2 separate regions of the Homo sapiens genome follow, and region 1 is linked to region 2. A link is an interaction called in ENCODE POLR2A ChIA-PET data of the cell type or tissue named here. Cell type or tissue: MCF 10A. All regions are shown on one strand. Each heading gives the region's core, and the rest is flanking DNA. Links, peaks and the distances in the headings are about the cores only.

The links. ChIA-PET counts read pairs that join two places held together with the same protein. Peaks named below come from ENCODE experiments on the same cell type or tissue, not always from the same donor. Only the 100,000 strongest peaks of a DNase experiment are listed, where the experiment ranks them.
Region 1: POLR2A ChIA-PET joins it to region 2 with 5 read pairs; 2 of 35 experiments call an interaction of 5 or more read pairs at or near these places.

The regions. Positions count from the first base shown.
Region 1 is chr6:2,120,609-2,128,300 of GRCh38, forward strand. GMDS (GDP-mannose 4,6-dehydratase) reads right to left here. Exons shown (of 11, transcript NM_001500.4): 2 at 4,079-4,123. Among named protein-coding and RNA genes, the nearest start is that of GMDS, 120 kb to the right of the region's middle. In MCF 10A, for the core only: no CTCF peak of the experiment used is centred there; DNase peaks (open chromatin) are centred at 3,823 and 4,043.
Region 2 is chr6:1,719,937-1,727,628 of GRCh38, forward strand. GMDS (GDP-mannose 4,6-dehydratase) reads right to left here. Exons shown (of 11, transcript NM_001500.4): 9 at 6,480-6,576. Among named protein-coding and RNA genes, the nearest start is that of FOXC1, 110 kb to the left of the region's middle. In MCF 10A, for the core only: no CTCF peak of the experiment used is centred there; a DNase peak (open chromatin) is centred at 4,915.

The DNA of each region.
Region 1 (7,692 bases), core at 1,764-6,763, 400 kb after region 2:
TAGCTTTTAAAGGGTTCAACATTGTCTTTACTTCTCTGGTTTTCCTCTGTACTTAGTGCAAAATGGGTACAAAAGTGTGTTGGTTTATCTGCTAACAGTGGTGCTGGAAACACACTTAGAACTAGAATGCGCTTTCATAAAAAGCTTCATTTCTGTCAATCCTCCGTTTTCCCTTATGACAGGAAGAAATGCAAACAGCTCCAGCTTCCTAGGCAACAGAACATGCCTGCTACTCAGGAATACTCATTAATGAATCCAACTAAAGAGCCTATTAAAGATCTGTGTCCACTGGCTTGTCCACATTAGACCCCATGTCACTCTGCCACCTCCAGATCAATAAGCCCATGAGTCCCACAGAGCTCCATTGGGCTAAGTATTTTCCATATACTGTCTTATCTAACCTTCACAACCACCTTGGGAGATAGGTGTGCTTATCATCCCCATTTACAGAAAAGGCAACTAAGTCTCAGAGGGGTTGAGTGACTTGCCCAGGGTCACGGAGCCTGAAAGTGGCAGAGGAAGAGTGAGACACAGGTGTCCAGTGCCCAGCCTGAGGCTCCTTTGCCACAGCGAGCTAACCACTTTGTCCACCCCTCTGGCTCTGTACTGGTCAACAGGGATAAAGGAGAATGATCCTCTGCACTTCAGCAATGTGTAGAATTAAGTGTATAGCATAATCAAAGAGCGATTGTCCATAAAACCCAAGAATTCTTAGGTTTCCTCATTATGAGATGACCCCTGTAGGTAATAAAGAATGAAAGAGTGTTACATCCATTCTCCTCATGCTCTCCTTAACATTTAATCCTGAGCAAAATTCAAGAAACAAACAACATTAAAAACTGTCCCTTTAAACTTTTAAATTGAGTCACTTCTCAGTGAGAAGTAACCCTTCACTTTTTCATTTCAAACGGTTCATTCAGAGCATGATCAGATGTGTGGATTTCAGTGGCCACATTTGATGGCAAGGCCCCACGGCTTCAGGAGTCTAAATGTGCGTGAGGTGACACAAAGTGATTAACCACAACTAATCAATCTGTTAGTACACGCTATTGCTTTTCAAGTCATCTGCAAATGCCTATTTTTGCTTTAAGGCTAGCTAAGTTATTTATACTTTCATTTTGCTTTTCTGATGGGAGAAAAAGTAAAGGAGTGCGTCTAACTGTGCTACATGAATTCCATACACAGGGTTTGTTTTTGCCTACACCACCCACCATCACTACCCCACCAACCTGGCCCTGCTCTCCTGCATGCTCCCCTCCAGGTGACTGTGGCCTCTCCACACTGCCCATGCTTCCCAGTTTCAAAATGCACAGCTGGCCTTACCACTGCTAACCAACCAGTGTGCCTTTCTTTTCTAGAAAGAACAACTCAGCCTCAGCATCAAGCTCTTCTTCACAGTGTTTATCTGTTCCTGGTTTGTCCTCTGCTATCCCTAAGTAGGTTGTTTCCAGCTGTTCCTGACCTTAGTAGTATACCTCATACAAAGGCTAGATTCAAAATAATATGGCAACCCAGAGAAGCAAGGCCTCACGGATTTAAAATGTCTTAGGGTACCGTGTTCAACTTCATCATATGATTCAATCAATCACCTGATCTCATCTAAACCTTTAGTTGTGGTGGTTTCTCTATCTGTAGTACCCAGGCAAGCAATGTCACACTGACTGGGGTCGTGTTAGAAAGAACAATTCCCAGATCCCTGAACCAGCCTTCTGTGTCTTAACAGGGCCTGAGTGATTCTGATGCACACTAAAGGCTGAGAGTCTGAAGTCTGTAAGCATCCAAAATTGCTGATGTTGACCACCACCACTGCCCCCCACCCCGAGTTCACACGTAATAAAATACGTCCCTCTCTCATCCTACTTCATGCAATCTACTAATCCTATTCTTTTACTCATGGCCTTCAATAATCAGGGACTGCAGCTGATAATTTGGGAAATTTTCCAATGCAGCCAATTTGAAAAATTACTCTAACATTTACTTTGACCTAAGCATAAAAACATAAGGCCTGTGCCACCATCAGATTCCTCCTAATGGTTTATTCTCGAATTATACGAATCTCTTAAAATTGAGGACAGCAGCCTATTAAAGTTGAATACAGTAAGGATAAACACACTTACAGTCCCACAATATGCAGAGAGCTCACATTTCCCCTGGACTAGGAAGAGAACTAATTTCTGATTATGCTTTGTGGCTGTGTACTTTCCCGCTATAGTGTCAACCATGTTTCCTTCTATCAGTTCACGGATCTCTCTCCTAAACCTGTTTTCTCTCTCAAACATTGTTTCAATGATAAATTCCTCCCATTAACTATGATTTGCCAAGTGGGCCTTCTATTGTCTTTTTGTGTCATAATAAAATCTGCTCTTACAATTTCAAATACCACAAAAACATCTGCAGCTTATCTGGCAGTCCTAGGTTCTTGTTGCATCGATTTGCAAATCTCTCATCCTTCTTGTCTTCTGAAGTCTGCTAGTTCCTTAACAAGGGACACCTAAATGGAGATCTGCTTCTCTGCCTTTTCCAGTAACACTAACAGTACCAGGTGCTTGAGAATGGTTGCCATCTACACATCCAAACTCGCCCTGTCACTGTCACTGGGTCCACCATCACTGCAGCGCATAGCCGTGCTCCCTCCTCCTCTGGACTAGACACAGATGCTGCCTGTTAACACCACCCTCACCTCCAGTCTCAGCCCACCTTGTCCCCCTAAGAGTGGATCGCAACACTTGCGTGGTTTTGAGCATCACTTCTGACATGCCTGACACGCCACCTCACTCTTCACAAGTGCAGCGATTTCTGCTCAGCTAGCTCATTTTCTAGGTTCACTCGATACACAACAACATCACTAATTCCTCTCTAGCCACCAAACATCTCTCAGCTCATCCCAAATATCTGAAACACAGTATGGGCATCTCTCTGCCAAGCTATTCCTTTTAACAGATATTAAGGCGTTAGGTTAATCTAGCCTGAATAAATATAGGTCTTTCTCTAAAACCAACACTTTGTACTATACATAACCTACTCTAAAACTCTCTGCTCCGTAGAATATGCATTTCTTTCTCGATTATTACAGCAGCTTATGCATATGGACATACGTATACATATGTACTTTCATAATTCCATTTATTTTCATATAATTACAAAATGTAGCATTAGCTCTTGGATAAGGGTACAGAAGGTGCTAAACATATCTACTGTTACTTCTTCAAGTCTAAAAGTCAAGGCTCTCAGATTATGAGTTAAAAGAAAATTAACTTTTTTTCTTCAAATAATGTTGGCATTTAGATGCCAAATTCTTTCCTGTTGTGTTTCCATTTGCCCCAATTACACATTTTTAAAACAACGTACCAACAATTAGAATAAACAGATAATCCTAAAGTATTAATGTAAACATTCATAAAACAGATCAGAGCATACGGGCCACTGTAAAGGTTTTTTTTTTTTTCTGTATAGCATGAATTTATATACATGTATATATCTGAAAAACGTTCTTTAAAAAATTAAGTTGTACATACTTAGCACATCAAAATTAATATATAAAACTATTGTTTCTTTTAAGGAAAGGAGAAATGGTGAAGACAACGACAAAAGCAGCAAACCTAAAAGTTTCAGCTCCATAAAATATATGGTTGCCTATTAGAAAGGAAAACCTCCAGGTATAAATTTTTCATTCAAGTTTGCCAACAATCAGCTTGGTTTTTATTGTTCTCTGTAATTTCTGAATTAAGTGACTTCATGGTGAGTAGGACTTTCTTATGAAACACATTACATCATAAATTAACCCGAATCATGTTACAGCTTCGCTTGCACAGGCTGCTGCGTTATCGGAGAATGTGGGAAGTGTGCACCACAGCTGAACACTGTGAGTGCAGGGGAGCCACCAGTGCTCACCAGCAGATAAACAGCACAATGGGTTGGCAGGCTCACAAGCCCAAAGACACATTCTTCCCCGGATTCTGATTTGTTATCTGCGTTTCAGTGGAAAACACACTCAGGAGGACGGCAGCAGAGGAAGCATGTGGCCGCTGCATGCGAGCAACCCCACCAGCCTGCGCCCGCTTCCCATTGAGTCACCCACCTCATAGCCTTTCTCCAGCAGGAACTCAGCCAGGTAGGAACCATCCTGGGGAGAAAGAAAAAATTGCAAAACGTCAGTCTCATAGTGGTATAGAAAGGTGGTCTAGATGAAGAGTTTTGAGAAAAGCATTTAAAAGGCTACCTAACTTAAGGACAATGGCAACCTAAAATAAAAATAACACCAATAATGTCAATAAATACCACATGGTGTTCCACTATACACAAAGCATTTTCACAAACAGTATTCATTTGAGCTCCACAGAAGACAGAGGATGAAAATGAAATCCAGGAAAGTGATATGCATCAACAGACAGCATGAAGTTCCAGAATCAGATGGATTTGGGTTTAGGTTTTGCCACTTACCAGTTGTGTGAAACATGCAGAATATGGGGGCAGAATGCCTTGGTGTCATAGCAACATAAAGCAGAAATCTTAGTAATTCTGGGGGGTCATTAAACAAGATCACTGGGGGTCAGGCACAGTTGCTCACACCTATAATCCTGGTACTTTGGGAGGTCAAGGCAGGAGGATTACTTGCATCCAAGAGTTGGAGAATAGCCTGAGCAACACAGTGAGACCTTAGCACTGTTAAAACAAAACAAAACAAAACAAAACAAAAAATTGGTGGAGATGGGGTCTCACTATGTTGCCCAGGCTGGTGTCAAACTCCTGGACACAAGTGATCTTCCCACCGTGGCCTCCCAAACTGTTGTATTACAGGTGTGAGCCACCATGCCCAGCCCAAAACATCTTTAAAAATTAGCCAGTCTTGGTGGCTCGTGCCTATGGTACCAGCTACTTGGGAAGCTGAGGTGGGAGGATCACTTGAACCTGGGAGTTCGAGGCTGGAGTAAGCCATGATTGCAAAACTGCACTCCAGCCTGGGTGGCAGAGGGAGACATTGTCTCCAGAGGGAAAGAAAAAAAAAATCACTGGGGAAGGGGATAAGATGGGAACTAGGTGGGTTGGGGATATAGAAGGGCTAGTGTGGAGAGGAAAAGACTCCATGGTAGAATAAAGAAGGCCAGGGGGATGTGGAGGAAGGTGAGTACCTTTGGAGGGCTGGCCTTTCCAGGCAATGGCCACAGCTGGCTGCTAACCCTAAAGGTTCTGGAAAATCACTGAAGGCTTGAAAAGGTTTTAAGGTGGCAGGGAGCAGGGATGGGGATCAGATTTGTATTATTATGCACACATACAAATGAACTTTTAAAAAAAGAAGATATTCTCTTTTTTTATAAAATCGTATTTCCTTTGTATTAATCTTAAATCATATAGCTAATTCCTGCCTTAAAATGAAGGTGTCTGACAAAATACAGAGATTCTCAACTGGTTCTTAATAATTATTTTTAAAATTTCTGGGTAGGGGTCTTCATTTGACCTAAAATATTTCATGTGCCACTTTTAGAGGGAAAGTATGAGAGACATATAATTAAACTATTTAATAGGTCAAAAGTTCAAAAATCACCATTCTGTAGGTGCTATAAAAAGTCACCAGCCTCTCTCAGAAAATAAATTGGTTAGACATTTTGCAGTCGATCCCATAACTGCTCCTCTGCTTTCTGCCCAACTAGAGGGTCCCCATCCATCTCATTCAGACGAAAAGATAAAAATGGGAAGCTCCAACCACTGGAAATTCGTGTCCTCAGAAGTGGTTGGGGACGTTTGGGTTTTCTTCGGTTTCTTCAATTTGAACAGGCTTTAAATATCCCTTAGAGCTTCAAAAGCTCCTACCAGATATTCCAGGGGGAAAAAAAAACAAAAAACCTTTTTCTTATTACTTGACCAAAAGCTGGAATTGGAAACACCCTATGGGTCCTGAAAATGAAAGGACTGCCAAGTGTGTGTTTACTACATTAATGCAGAAGTCATGCATAAATTCAGGCAGAATGACAAGGCAAAGCATACAAGGGACACATTCTGTGGTTCATTAAAACCTAGAGCAGATTTTCTTCTTCTTCTTCTTTTTTAAGATGGAGTCTCGCTCTTTCACCCAGGCCGGAGTGCAGTGCTGTTATCGTGGCTCACTGCAACCTCTGCCTCCGGGTTCAAGCGATTCTCGTGCCTCAGCCTCCCAAATAGCTGGGATTACAGGTGCGTGCCACCACCCCTAGCTAATATTCATATTTTTAGTAGAGACGGGTTTTCACCATGTTGGCCAGGCTGATCTGGAACTCTAGACCTCACGTGATCTGCCTGCCTGGGCCTCCCAAAGGCTGAGATTCAGGCGTTAGCCACCATGCCAGGGCTAAAATCTCCAGCAGATTTTCTTCTGACTTCTTGAGGTAAATATTCTAGTTTATAGATTCATGTGCAGAAGAGAAAATGTTTGGCATATTCTTTTTTAATCCCATTCTTACAATTCTTACCGTTTTTACATATCTAAAATATATGTCAGATAATGACACTGACCATTATCTAAGTTAGATAATGACACTGACCAATTCAGACCATGACAAGCCAAGTCGGGCTACACAACCACTGAAAATGTTATTATAGGATAATCAATATCCCTATAAATCAATCAATGAGAAAACAGCTTAATAGAAAAATATTTGCAATAAGACTAATAATTTGGCAGTAGGTTGGAAAGCCCTGTAAAGTATGAAGTTTGGACTTTGTTTTGCTATTATTGTTTTGAAGCAGGCAACACTATACTTCTAATCATTCTCTTGGAATAAAAAGTTTGAATGCTTTGTGTTCTACCATAGCTACATTAAATGTTTAAAAAAAAAAAAGCCAGAGGTAAACGTGCTAGAGATCCCTGAGGTGGCAAGAGCTGTGATTATTTAGAGAGCTGATGTGAAACAGACCTGACCAGGACTGAACCCTGTCAATAAGGTCTTGTTCTTCTCACCCAGGCTGCTTCTCAGACTTTCCAACCACACTGGAACATTCTGAACCAGTAGTGGCACCGGCTTCCTCCTCACTTCCTTGCCAGGCCTCTCGAGTGATAGGGCCTGGGCCGCACAATGAGTGGGAAACGAGCCGAGCGAGGGCTCCTGGTCCCCAGCCCAGGGGGCCCAGCTGGCCGCCCCCTCGTCCTTTCCCCAGGCCCCTGGGGGACTCCAGGAGAGACGTGGTATCTGAGCAGGCAGACGTCCGCCAAGCCAACAGGATGGTGGTTTCCGCCTCCTCTTGAAGCACAGAGCTGATAAAGAATGCTCCAATCAGACTAATGACTGAAATGTCACAGCAAATGAGAACCTACAACCACCATTAAGTTCTGACGCTTGACTCCTCTGAAACAAGGAACAAACAGACTAAATCTGTAACTCATTCAGTATGAACACAATTATTCTGGTATAAAGTCCTGCCTAGGTTCAATCCTTGTTACAGAAAACTCTTTAGTTGTAAAGATAATGTCCCAATATGACCCTTTTAAGTTTAATTTTACACGTGGGCTATTAAGGGTATCTATTTTATATTAAATGCCATACTATTTTGAGCAATCACCATGGCTTTAACATTTTCAAGACACAGAAATATTTTCCTTTTTTTTTTTTTTTGAGACAGAATTTCACTCTTGTTGCCCAGGCTGGAGTGCGATAGTGCAATCTCGGCTCACTGCAACCTCCATCTCACAGGTTCCAGTGATTCTCCTGCCTGAGCCTCCTG
Region 2 (7,692 bases), core at 1,839-6,838:
GGATAGCTTTATGGAAAAAAGGTACAGATGTTGCAGGAATTCCTCACGGGTGCAAGTAATGGACATATCTGCACTAGGAATACCAGAAGGACTTAAGGATAAATCAAAAAATATTCTTAAATAAGGGAAGATACATAGCTATGTATAGCCATAAAGATTTTTGAGTCTTTAATGACATCATTTTAATCTAGATCTGATAATAAGAAAAGAAACTTCAAGGAAAAAAGGAGGAAGTTGGGGTTATTACAATCAGTACACAATTACTATTTCATTAGATATGAAATGCTCTTGAGGGGGGAGAGCAACCGAGGAAAGAACCCAGGCTTCAGGAGGAATGTTATATGGCCCTTGGGGATTTGTATGCGATCCTATGAAGTATGGAAAACAAACAGTGGAATATTTAAGAATCAACTGAAGAGACTGAAACTTAAAGCTCCCTTGGTTAAGTCCAAGGAAGGAAAAGGGCAGGAAAGGCCAATGTGATTAAGGAAGGATATAAAGATTAGTATGAGGAGCCTAAGAGGGAGGCTTAAAATATATAAACAGTGATTTAGAGATATAAACTATTTATAAAATACAAGCAGTAAGAAGTTCAGAGAATAATTACAAAAGAGGAAGCATTCTGATCAGCATTCCACACTACTGTGGTCCAAAAGTTATGGGAGCACAGGATGCCAGGATATTAAAATGGGAAGGGACCTTACAGAACGAGTAGTCTCGCCTCTCTTTCTATAGGCCCAAGAGTGCAGGAAGAAAGGCACTCATCCTTAATCTGCTCTCTCCACATCCTCTGACCCTGGCTCCCGCTGGTCAGAGAAAGGAACAAAGAAGAGCAGGGGTGGAGGGGAGGATTAGAGCCTTAGAGGTCAGAAGGAGCAGGAGCGGGAGGGATGGACTGGCTTCTAACAGAGCTGGTACAGATGAAGGGATAGAGTGGGGGGATCTAATTTCCTGCTTTGGGAGGGGAAGTGTGAGAAGGTGGTGAGAACAGCTATGGGAGAAAAGGGGGACAGTTTCAGGACAAAAGGCCAGGCTGGTGAGTGTGTTGAGGGCTTTTCACCCCCAAACGCAGAGACAGAGCTGAGGGAAGCTCTGACTGGCATTTATATAAGTCCTCTGATGACAGATCAGGTTCCTGAGGTCTGGAAAGTGTTACATATCATTATTCTAAACAGGGCTATGAGATAGAGCAAGCAATTATAGGCCATTTAACTTAACATCATTTACAGAAAAATATTAGGAAAAGTTTGCGGGGGGTGGGGAGGACAACTCGACAAGCATATGGTAATTTGATCAGAAACAGGCCACATGTTTTTACGGGAGGAAGGTGTTGTTTTAACTAGCTTGTTGGACTTCTTTGAAGTTATTGCTTTCTTAGTTCTAGGTTTTAACCTATGATTTTTCCCTGATATCTATAAAGATTAGGAATAAATATCAGATATCTAAGTAAATAAAACAAAAACCAATCACAACTGAGGAGATTAAAAATACAATGGGAAGAAAAAGAAAAATGAATGTTAAAGACAAACAGTGTAGCAAGGAAAAAAAGGAGTAAACATCAGCTAGTAGAGTTTAAGCCAAGATACTTTTCATGAAAAATACTTGATTTGGGTCTGTGAATGTGTCCCTTTATCCCATTTCCCAAGATGCTCTGCAGAAAAAAAAGGGACTTTTTGTTTGTTTGACTGAAAAAAATCTCTTTGCTTTTTTTTTCTTTTGTTTTGCTTTTTTAGTGGATTGACCATTTGATGTGGTTACAAATTTGGCACGTTAGGATGACTACTTCATTAATCCTTCCTTTGTGAATTTTTAAGTTAAAAATTCTCACATAAGAAGACGACATATTTGTGGTTATTTTATATATATTAATAGGTCAATAGTAGTTTTCTCATATTTACACAATATTTCTGTACTACTTACTGAGTAGCCCCTGAACTTTCAGAAACAGGATCAGAAAGGCTGAAAACCAATAAAAAAATGAGCATCTTAAAACGTGCTTAGTAATACTCACTAGAAGCTTCAAGTATGTTTCATTATCCATTTTTGGCTGGTTAGTCTGCACAAGTCACTAACAATGTCGTTCTGCTTCTCCAAAGATCCTGGACTCCAGGAACTGCTATCACGTCTTTTTTTTTTTTTTTTTTTTTTGAGATGGAATCTTGCTTTGACGCCCAGGCTGGAGTGCAGTGGTGTGATCTTGGCTCACTGCAAGCTCCACCTCCCGGGTTCCCACCATTCTCCTGCCTCAGCCTCCCCAGTAGCTGTGACTACAGGTGCCCGCCACCCTCCCTGGCTAATTATTATTATTAGTAGTAGTAGTAGTAGTATTTTTAGTAGAGATGGGGTTTCTCCATCTTAGCCAGGAAGGTCTCAATCTCCTGACCTTGTGATCTGCCCGCCTCGGCCTCCCAAAATGCTGGGATTACAGGTGTGAGCCACCGCGCCCGGCCAAACTGCTATCATTTCTACATTTGCAATCTCCACAAGGGTGGGGACTGTATCTGTTTTGTTCATCATTGTACTCCTAGGGTCTAGCACAGTGTTTGATAAATACTTAGTGCATGAATGAATGGTTAAGAACAACATCAATATTAGATATTTACTCTGTGCCAGACACTGTACTAATAAGTACTTTGCATAACTGACTCTGTTAATTCTCCAGTAATTCTTTGAAAGAAGTCCTATTATTAATCTTATTTTTAAAAATGAGGGAACAGAGGCACTGAGAAGTTAAGGAACTTGCCTATGGTCGCACAGCTAGTAATCAATAGGTTTCAAACTCAGGCAGTTTGGCCAACAGGCCCACATTTGAGCATAATTACCACTTTCTCTCTAAGAATGAACACACAATGCAATAAATCTGTGCATCAGTGTATGCATGTACAGAAAATTATACACAAGACAGGGGTCTTAAGTGGCACAGAACTCAAGTACTAATGTTATCATCAACAAATACCAGAATTCAGGAGTGATGGAAAATTTAAAGTCTAATTTCCAGGATCAGGCTCTCTGTGGTAACAAACCCCTGTAGGCAGAGTACCAAAAAATGTTGCTCAATTGAGCTTTAATTGGATGCTGGAGTCCTTAGTCCAGAACAAACACTTTGAAAACTTCACACTGGTACAGAAGCGATATTGAAGGTTTTGAGGCACTAAATCAATGAGGAAAAAGAAATTACCAGCACAGGTGGAACTACGCCCTCTATGGAACCACTGGTGGCCTCTTTCAAGCTAGTACCTGCCTTTGCTGAGCAAAGGGCCATTTTTGAGACCATTCTGAGTCTTATTCAAAACATAATATAAAGCTCTATTTCCCTTTAGTCTTGCTGTAGGATATCAGTGTTCTGAGACCTGATGTGTCCTATTTTTTTTTTTTCAAATTTTCTTTATGGCATTTTTTTTTTTTTTTTAGACGGAGTCTCGCTCTGTGGCCCAGGCTGGAGTGCAGTGGCACGACCTTGGCTCACTGAAAGCTCCGCCTCCCGGGTTCACGCCATTCTCCTGCCTCAGCCTCCTGAGTAGCTGGGACTACAGGCACCTGCCACCATACCCGGCTAATTTTTTGTATCTTTTTTAGTAGAGACGGGGTTTCACTGTGTTAGCCAGGATGGTCTCGATCTCCTGATCTTGTGATCCACCCGCCTCGGCCTCTTTATGGCAATTTTTTTTTCCTATCAGTCATTCCGAAATGATTCTAAGAAGACATAGTTATTGGTTTGAGTGTCCCTCTGTGCAGAAGATCTTGGGGGACAGATGACCTAAGCTGATCGGTGAAAGCACTTTTACAGACTATAAGAAGAATAAGAAGCCTTTGGCATGTGCAGGATGGACTGAGTCCCTGAGAAGGAAAGATTCAGTTTAGATGTGAGAGAATTCCACATGTATCCTAAGTTGAATGTAGACAAACCTCAAAGAAGCTTGGTGCTTTTCAGGACTCATACCAAATGGCTCTAGACCATTGGCTCTTGGGACCTCACACCTAACTAAAAGCTTATTTACAATATAGTCTCCAGTTCTGGTTACCTTTCAACTGGAAGAATATTCTCACCCCTGAGGCAATTCAACAGGAGGCTGTCAAGTTGATCCAAGTTTTAGGAAAACTTGTTGTTCTGAGGAATGAGGTTAAAAGTTTAGTCTCACCATACAGGAAAAGCTTACCCAGTGGAATATTAGGTTGAAGTGGAGTGAATGAAATTAATGCAGCCTAGAGGCTTAGAAAGATAAAACGTAGTTCAAGATTCAAAATTGGACAGTAAAGGGAAGCTCAGGAGAGAGCCAAATCGGTGGAAAAATAAAGCAAGCATATGAAATCAGACACCACTCTTATACTCAAAGAATGCTAGTGTCAACAGAGCTGCAGAACAGGTATGATGATAGCACTTGAATGAACAAAAGAAACGGGAGGGATGCGGCGTCGGTCACGGCAGGAAAGGGGGTCGATGCGGATTCAAGAACAGTCTTGTTAGTCTGAGGGTCCTTTTCCTGTTCAGTGAATTCTTTTGTTCTGTGTCCTTATCAATCCCACACCTTGTCTAAGTAGGAATGACAGACAAGCCATTCTTAATGACTTCCTAGCTTTTGAAACTATTTTGGTGTCAGAGAGGGAAAGAGCCACATTTAAGTTGTAAAAATTGAGGTTTCTGTTGGCTTAGTAAATTTCCTTCTCTGAGATGACCATTTTTGATTGTAGATACAGAAAAGCATTTGCATAAATATGTGATCTGTGCAATGTTCCAGAAAATTGACATCTCTGTCGCACCTCATCAGGCCAGAGAGTCAAATGGCAGCACAGCTCAGGGCTCCAGTCGGCAGTCCCTGCTATGTCAGCACAGCGTGGCTGGCATCTTCCTCCCTGAGGGCCAGTACACATCCTCTCCTAGGCACACCCACTCTCCATTAGCACCGGGAACAATGGTTCACTGTGTCAGAGCCCCGGCCACGCCCTGTGCCCGGACAATGCACGACTCCACAGCCCTACCTCTCCCAAGCACTGGTTACTTCCTTTCCTTTTTATTTCCTCCTGTGTGGTAGAGTGCATGAAATACAGTTTTTTCCTTCTGTCTGAAACAAGACATTTTAAAGAGTGGTAAATGATGACCGATTCACTTTCAGTCTCTCTTCACTGGGGTTTTCCTAACCTCTCCAAGGTTGAACAACAGATAGGAATTTGGTTCAGAACACAGGGAAAATGGTTTCAAAAAATTCAATTTTCACAGTTAATGTTCACTAGGTAACACATATGAACGTTTCTCTCTAGAGATGATGCTTTCTATTATCTTTAGGTATATTTCATATGTTGAGCTTTGCTTCCATAGTGAGGATGGACCTCATTAAAGCAATAACAGCAAGCTAGGCAGCTTTATAAGTTTAGGAAAGGAGGATGTTATGTTCTAACAACCATTTTGTAACACAGGAAGTTCTGTATTTAGAAATTCGCCCATCCATCTAGCAATCAGTCAGTATTTATTAAGTACCTACCTTGTTATAGTCTAGTGTAAGATTTTTTTTTTTTTGAGACGGAGTTTCACTCTTGTTGCCTAGGCTGGAGTGCAATGGCGCGCGATCTCGGCTCACTGCAACCTCCGCCTCCTGGGTTCAAGCGATTCTCCTGCCTCAGCCTCCCGAGTAGTGGGGATTACAGGCATGCGCTACCACACCCGGCTAATTTTGTATTTTTAGTAGAGATGGGGTTTCACATGTTGGTCAGGCTGGTCTTGAACTCCTGAGCTCAGGTGATCTGCATGCCTCTGCCTCCCAAAGGGCTGGGATTATAGGCATGAGCCACTGTGCCTGGCCTTAAGATATTTTTTAAAAGTCCCTATTCTCAAAGAGTTCACAATTTGGTAAAGAGAGAAAGACATGTAAACAAATGATTATGGTGGGTTATAGTAGGTACTATAATAGAATTATGTATAGCATATAATGTGGATACAAAGAAAGGAGTGGGAAGGAATTTCAGCAGTACTGATGTATCGGCCAGAAAAGGCTACATGGACAGGGTGGTCCCTGACCTGAGTCTTATAAAAAGCAGGGGAGACCATTTATGGTATAGTGTGCAAGTATGCACTTGTGTATGAGTACACAGACACAGACATAGACATAGCTGGAGAGGACCTAGATGTCCTGCAGGTCTGGGACAGCGTTGTTAAGTCAGGCATCCTGTAGGTTATCAGGGACCAGCCATTAGAATAGGAGACCAACATGAGGAGATCTGCGTGTGATGTGAGATTCCATTTCTGAAATCAATGATTTCTTTTGGTGGGTTTAACTCTTGTTTTCCTTTATAGAGCAATGAAGTTTGTGGTAAGAATGATAATCTCAAATTGAATTCACTGTGTTCTGATTTTGGAAATGCACGCTGAAGGATGCCAGGGAGCTGAACTGACAGCTCCAAAGGCTGGCACCAGGCATTCCATGAGCGCATTTGCCCAGCCAGCCAGCCAAATGTGGCCACGCACTGGGTGGCCAGAGAGTCCTTACCACTTCAGTTGGCCGGTAGTACTTGAGATCCACAGTCACGTGAACTTTGCCGGTCTCTTTACATCTGCCCACTTCATTTTCATTCTTTCCTTCCCACCTGTAAGGAAGATAAACACTGAATCAGCTCCTAATTGCTTGGGAACATTTGGCCATGCTGTAGCACCTTGGGATGCCCCAGCCCTCTCCCCGCAGGAGCGCTTAAGCTCATTAACCACAGCAGCACAGGCTGATGCTCCAGCTGATTATTAAAGCAACGGCGACTTTCAAAGCCTTTCTAGATCTGTTTTGCAAGGGCAGCGTTTTTTTCCTTTTCAAGAAAATCATGACGAATTCAGAAGTGAGACTTTAGAAATGAACAGATTAGCCAGAAAATAAAATTGGGCAACTTTCAGGGATTTCAAAGATTTTGTATTTCTCTAGACCATTCTTGGTCAATTCATTATTATTAATTAATAAATTATTATAAATTAATTAATATAAATTAATGTCTTCTGTCTTCCCTTTTTTTTTCTTTCTTTTGTAGTTTTAGGGATATTCAGAGTTAATTCAACACATTCCATTTGGGAATAAGTTTTGTAACCTAATTAACCATTCAATGCATCCCTGGATCACATACAAGTTCTCCTGCTCTCCCGTCAATGGTGGGCCCCCTTAGTAAGTCTCAGATGATTAAACCTCCAAAAAGTACAGAACTAATTGTTTGTTTCCTGCTGAGTGAGGGTATATCAATATTACTTTCCTATAACCTCCTCTGACCTAGCTAGGATACTGTTTGCACACAAGTTTCCTTCCCTGAACATCCAAGGTTGACAGCAGTAAGGATCCCAGGAGCGAGTCCTCAAGTCCACACTATGCAGGATGAGCTCATATGCTTCGAGATTACCTTCTCGCTAAAATTCTACTTATCCATTTTATGTTCTCATTTTTTATAAATCAAGCCACTCACTTAATGGTAACGTCTGGATGTCTATAATATTACAGAATTTGGGTTATTTATTTTTACATATGAACTTTTTTGCAAAGAAAGAGAAGAAATTAACAAGTATGACATGTTTGACTTTACTGTTTATCCTTAGAACTGGTTTGCATTATGAGCTGGAGATGAATCCTATGGACACAGGACAATTCTGTGTGCTCTCGGGGTCAGAGTCATCATGGGGAAGACAAAATTAGTTACCTGCCTATGTAAGCCACAGGCACCACTGAAAATGAA